Regions from separate parts of the Homo sapiens genome. Here region 1 is linked to region 2. Evidence: read pairs that join two places in POLR2A ChIA-PET (ENCODE). Cell type or tissue: Panc1. All regions are shown on one strand. Links, peaks and the distances in the headings refer to the core of each region. The heading gives the core; the rest is flanking DNA. Region 1 overlaps AP1G1 (adaptor related protein complex 1 subunit gamma 1). Region 2 overlaps TAT (tyrosine aminotransferase).

Region 1 (2,917 bases), core at 189-2,688, 230 kb after region 2:
AATTAGCGGGGTGTGGTGACAGGTGCCTGCAGTCCCAGCTACTCGGGAGGCTGATGCAGGAGAATGGCGTGAACCCAGGAAGCAGAGCATGCAGTGAGCCGAGACTGCGCCACTGCACTCCAGCCTTCGTGACAGAGCGAGGTTCCATCTTAAAAATAATAATAATAATAATAATAATAAAAAATTATATTGGCTGGGTGCGGTGGCTCACGCCTGTAACCCCAGCACTTTGGGAGGCCGATGCAGGCAGATTGCTCAAGCCCAGGAGTTCGAGATCAGCCTGAGCAACATAGCAAAATGTCATCTTTTAAAAAAATAATAATAAAGAATTATATTGCCGGGCACGGTGGCTCACGCCTGTAATCCCAGCACTTTGGGAGGCCGAGGCAGGTGGATCACGAGGTCAGGAGATCAAGACCATCCTGGTTAACATGGTGAAACTCTGTCTCTACTAAAAAAAAAAATACAAAAAAATTAGCCGGGTGTGGTGGTGGGCGCCTGTAGTCCCAGCTACTCGGGAGGCTGAGGCAGGAGAATGGCGTGAACCCAGGAGGTGGAGCTTGCAGTGAGCCGAGATCGCACCACTGCACTCTAGCCTGGGTGATAGAGCAAGACTCCCCATCTCAAAAAAAAAAAAAAAAAGAATTATATTGGCCAGGCACGGTGGCTCACACCTGTAATCCTAGCACTTTGGGAGGCCAAGGTGGGAGGATCATGTGAGGTCGGGAGTTCAAAACCAGCCTGACCAACATGGAGAAACCCCCCCGTCTCGGGTCGGGTGCGGGGGCTCACGCCTTTAATCCTAGCACTTTGGGAGGCCAAGGTGGGCAGATCACGAGGTCAGGAGATGGAGACCATCCTGGCTAACATGGTGAAACCCCATCTCTACTAAAAATACAGAACATTAGCCAGGCGTGGTGGTGGGTGCCTGTAGTCCCAGCTACTCGGGAGGCTGACGCAGGAGAATGGCGTGAACCTGGGAGGCAGAACTTGCAGTGAGCTGGGATCGCGCCACTGCACTCCAGCCTGGGCAACACAGCGAGACTCCGTCTCAAAAAAAAAAAAGAAAGAAACCCCATCTCTACTAAAAATACAAACTTAGCGGGGCATGGTGGCACATGTCTGTAATCCCAACTACTCGGGAGGCTGAGGCAGGAGAATCACTTGAACCTGGGAGGCGGAGGTTGCGGTGAGCTGAGATCACGCCATTGCACTCCAGCCTGGGCAGCAAAAGCAAAACTCCGTCTCAAAAAAACAAAACAAAAATGAATTATATTGGCTGGGCGCGGTGGCTCATGCCTGTAATCCCAGCACTTTGGGAGGCCAAGGCAGGCAGATCACTTAAGGTCAGGAGTTTGATACCAGCCAGGCCAACATGGCGAAACCTCATCTCTACTAAAAATACAAAAATTATCTGGGTGTGGTGGCAGGTGCCTATAATCCCAGCTACTCTGAAGTCTGAGGCAGGAGAATCACTGAACCCAGGAGGCGGAGATTCCCACCACCTGGGTGACAGGGTAAGACTCCATCTCAAAAAAAACAAACAAACAAAAAAAAAGAATTATATTTACTGACCATGACATGTTAAAAAAAAAAAAAAGCGTGTCATAGAGTAATATAAATAATATGATCTCTCTTTAGTAAAAACAAAAAATTCCTATGTACACTTACGTGAGTATGTACAGTACTTAACTAAGCATTGAGAGAAATATTGAAGCGTAAATTCATTCATAATCTGTTAAAATTTGGGGTTAAAATTAAGACTGTCATAGAACAGATGATGTAACACTACAGGGTAAACACTATAGGGTAAACATCCCTAATCCAAAATCTGAAATTCTCCAAAACCTGACATTTTTTGATTGTTGACATGATGCTTGAAGAAATGCTCTTCAAGGCCGGGCGCGGTGGGTCACGCCTGTTATCCCAGCAGGGGAGGCTGAGGCGGGCAGATCACAAGGTCAGGAGATCACGACCATCCTGGCTAACATGGTGAAAGCCCGTCTCTACTGAAAATACAAAAAATTAGCCAGGCGTGGTGGCGGGCGCCTGCAGTCCCAGCTACTCTGGAGACTGAGGCAGGAGAATGGCATGAACCCGGGAGGCGGAGCTTGCAGTGAGCCGAGATTGCGCCACTGCACTCCAGCCTGGGCGACAGGGCGAGACTCCGTAACCAAAAAAAAAAAAAAAAAAGAAAAGAAAAAAATGCTCTGCAAGTGTTTCAGATTTTGGATTTTAGGATTAGGGATGTACAAGTGGTGTAACGCAAATATTCCAAAATCTGAAAAAATCCAAAATATGAAACATTTCTGGTCTCAAGCATTTCAGATAAGAGATACTCAATGTGTATTTGGTTGAAAGAGCTAACTTATATAAATGATTATACAGTTGTACAACTCAAAGTAAAAGGAGTTCCATTAGTGTTTTTACAGCTCAAGTTAGTGAACCTATTTAACTAAACCTCAAAACTAAACAACTGAAAAAGTGTTCAGTCTTAAAAGGAAGCAAAAGAAGCGTTTTTTACTTACCTCTTTTTTTTGAGACAGTCTATCTCTGTCACCCAGGCTGGAGTGCAGTGGCACAGTCTTAGCTCACTGCAGCCTTGAACTCCTGGGTTCAAGTGATCTTCCTGCCTCAGGCTCCCAGGCAGCTAAGGCTACTGGCAAAGACACCACAACCCAGCTACTTTAAAAAATTTTGGGCCAGGCGCGGTAGCTCATGCCTGTAATCCCGGCACTTTGGGAGGCCGAGGTGGGTGGATCACCTGAGGTCAGGAGGTCAAGACCAGCCTGTCCAACATGGTGAAACCCCATCTCTACTAAAAGTACAAAAATTAACTGGGCATGGTGGCGGGCGCCTGTAATTCTAGCTACTTGGGAGGCTGAGGCAGAAGAATCGCTTGAACCCAGGAGGCGGA
Region 2 (2,917 bases), core at 186-2,685:
CTCTGCCCCTGCTCAGAGGGCATTCTATTTAGTTCAGCTCTCAGCCATTGTGGATAAAGGAGATTCACTTCACATTTTATGTTTTACAATTTTAGTATAAGCACGAATGTATAAATGATAACAAGGAAGAGCTCCCCAAATACTCTGCACCATCTTGATTTCTGTGATTATATTTTATTCTGTGTAATACAAGGATTTCTATTATTCCCAAATCTTTTTTAGGGACTGTATTTTTTAAGAAGTTGTAATCGCCAGGCGCGGTGGCTCACGCCTGTAATCCCAGCACTTTGGGAGGCCAAGGTGGGTGGATCACCTGAGGTCGGGAGATTGAGACCAGTCTGACCAACATGGAGAAATCTCATCTCTACTAAAAATACAAAAATTAGCTGGGCATTGTGGCGCGTGCCTGTAATCCGAGCTACTCAGGAGGCTGAGACAGGAGAATCACTTGAACCCGGGAGGCGGAGGTTGCGGTGAGCCAAGATCATGCCACTGCACTCCGCCTGGGCAACAAGAGCGAAAACTTCGTCTCAAAAAAAAAAAAAAAAAAAAAAAAAGAAGTTGTAATCAGTGCATTCAATTCATGTGGTCCATTTTAAGTTTTTTATGTTATGTAATATTCTTATCAGTATTTTTGTACAAATTTTTATTTCAAATTATTTTTGTACAATATTTCCAAATGTTGGCTTACAAGCTTGAAGTATCAGCAGTTTCATGCCCATCATAATATTTTGCAAAATTTATGTTCAAAAAGACAACTTAGCAAGGCTAGAGGCACTATTTCATAATGTTTACTAATTTAATAGGTATAGATGGGTGTCTCAAAGTTATACAAATCAGCACTTCCTTAATTACTAATGAGGAAGAACACTTTTTTAGACATATATTAACACCTGTATCTCCTTTGAAATGAAATGTTCAGAACCTTTGAACATTTGTCAAATGGAGACTTGGTTTTGGTTTTTCAGGTTAAATCAGTTTCCTAATATTTGGATGTTAAAGTCATTAGAAACTTTTTTTATAACAACTTTTGGTCTTGATTTTGCTTTTATTTTTGTTGTATGAAACTTTATAAAATGTAAGTAATCAACCGAAAAACCACGAAGTCCCCGATATAACTCTTTAAAGTGTTTTTAAAATTTGATTTTATCATGAAACTGGGGTTTTATTCTGCATTAAGAATGTGTTTCTATGTACACATAAGGAAAAAAAATGTTCAATACTGAAAGTCAAGGAATCATGTACTTTACCAAAATATTCAGGGTAGAAATTTTTAATAGATGGAGAGAAACCTAAAAAGGAGTAATTTCAATCTATCAGAAACAACCTTCTATCCTTCAGTTTGACAGCCCATTTTTTGTTGTTCTTGGGTGTTTGTTTATTTGTTTGTTTAAACCCGTTAGTCATAAACGGTAACAATTGCATTTCAATGTGCTCAGGACCATAATGAAAATAGGCCTTCAATACATAGAGAAGCAGAAATGAAGCAAAGGAGCTATATACACAGAGCAATAAGTAAATCCATTTAGGACCTAGAGGCTCAGCAAACACAAAGCTCCTGCCAGACTCAAGGCCTTCAGATTAGAATTAGTAATGATAGGATAGGAGCTTTACTTGACAAATAAGTATGTTTGGGAGCCTAGAGGGGAAGTGCCCATATGTCAAAGAAAGCCAGGAAAGAAGTTGGACCTTGATGCCTTGTATTTAAGCATCCCGAGACCCGGTTCCCAAATCCAAAGGACCATGTAATCTTAGCCTCTCCTTAGGAATTGTGCATCAGGAAAGTGAAGAGGATTGCTAGACATTTAGTCCTGTTATAAGAGCACTAAAGATTTGGCAGTCACCAGGTATGGAGTCTCAGGAGGAGCTTACCGATGGATGGGGCATAGCCATTATATTTGCCCGAGTCCAGGGCATCTTTCATTGCCTGGGTAACTTCAGGGTCTGTAGGCAGGTTTCCAAACACAGTAGGGTCCCCTTTTTATGGGAGGAAAACACAAAAGGAGCCAAGAGGTTATTCTCCCATGTTCAGTACTCAGACTCACCCCCAACTGCCATCTTCTCCAACCAGCCTGTGAACATGAGAGTAGAGGAGGACAATGACAGCCCCTCAGTAGTGTCCCCAACTCACCAATGGACAGGGAAATCATGGTTTTGTTTGGATTTGGTTTCACCTTCATGTTGTCCACAATGGCTCGGATGGGGTTGAAAGTTTTCTTGGCCATGTCTGAGGGCCTCACAGACCACCTGGCCTTTCTGCCTTTCATTTTTCCCGGCACAGAGCTTCTCCCACCAACGTTGACATGCACGTCCAGAATTGAGGGGAGGTTGCCTTTGCTGCTCATCTGAATCATGTATGGGTCCATCACTAGCGAAGCCTGCGAGGGGAAAGAAGTTCCCTGTGATGTTGATAACATAGCGCTGGGGGACAGAGGAGCTACATTTGGACCTAAACATTGGGTGACTTCACTAAAAGTGTCTTTCCAAACTCTCTCTTTATTTTTTTTTCTACTTTCTGTTGTAAAGTAGCTTTACTATGAATGGGGGAGTTTTAAGAGTTTTTACTGAGATGGAAAATAAAGCAAGAACCCATTCTACTTAAGTAGGATTTGCTACACGCATCTGCAATTCCTGTCAAAGCTTAACCATGCTCTATGTGAAACCAAGAAGGAATAAGATGAAAATTGTTCATCAGTCAAAGCATAGGTTCTCCTTCCTTTCCATGCGAGCCTATCCAAGAAAATCTACCTAATGCTTCTTGTCATCTGCAGAGGACCAGGAAGAACCACTCCATCTTGTTAGAAGTTCCATGTAAATATCATTGTTAGTAAAAGTAAAACCTTATCCCATAAGCATGTTACAGCCCTAGCTGGAAAAAGAAATCAATACACCAAAAAGAAAAAAATTAACAGCTCAA

Evidence for each region. Peaks named below come from ENCODE experiments on the same cell type or tissue, not always from the same donor. Only the 100,000 strongest peaks of a DNase experiment are listed, where the experiment ranks them.
Region 1: POLR2A ChIA-PET joins it to region 2 with 5 read pairs; 8 of 35 experiments call an interaction of 5 or more read pairs at or near these places.

Annotation. Positions count from the first base shown.
Region 1 is chr16:71,799,748-71,802,664 of GRCh38, forward strand. All of the region lies in intron 1 of AP1G1 (adaptor related protein complex 1 subunit gamma 1), which reads right to left. Among named protein-coding and RNA genes, the nearest start is that of AP1G1, 7.6 kb to the right of the region's middle. In Panc1, for the core only: no CTCF peak of the experiment used is centred there; no DNase peak of the experiment used is centred there.
Region 2 is chr16:71,574,050-71,576,966 of GRCh38, forward strand. It overlaps TAT (tyrosine aminotransferase), which reads right to left. Exons shown (of 12, transcript NM_000353.3): 2 at 2,132-2,378; 3 at 1,873-1,977. The coding sequence starts at 2,366. Among named protein-coding and RNA genes, the nearest start is that of TAT, 1.6 kb to the right of the region's middle. In Panc1, for the core only: no CTCF peak of the experiment used is centred there; a DNase peak (open chromatin) is centred at 1,437.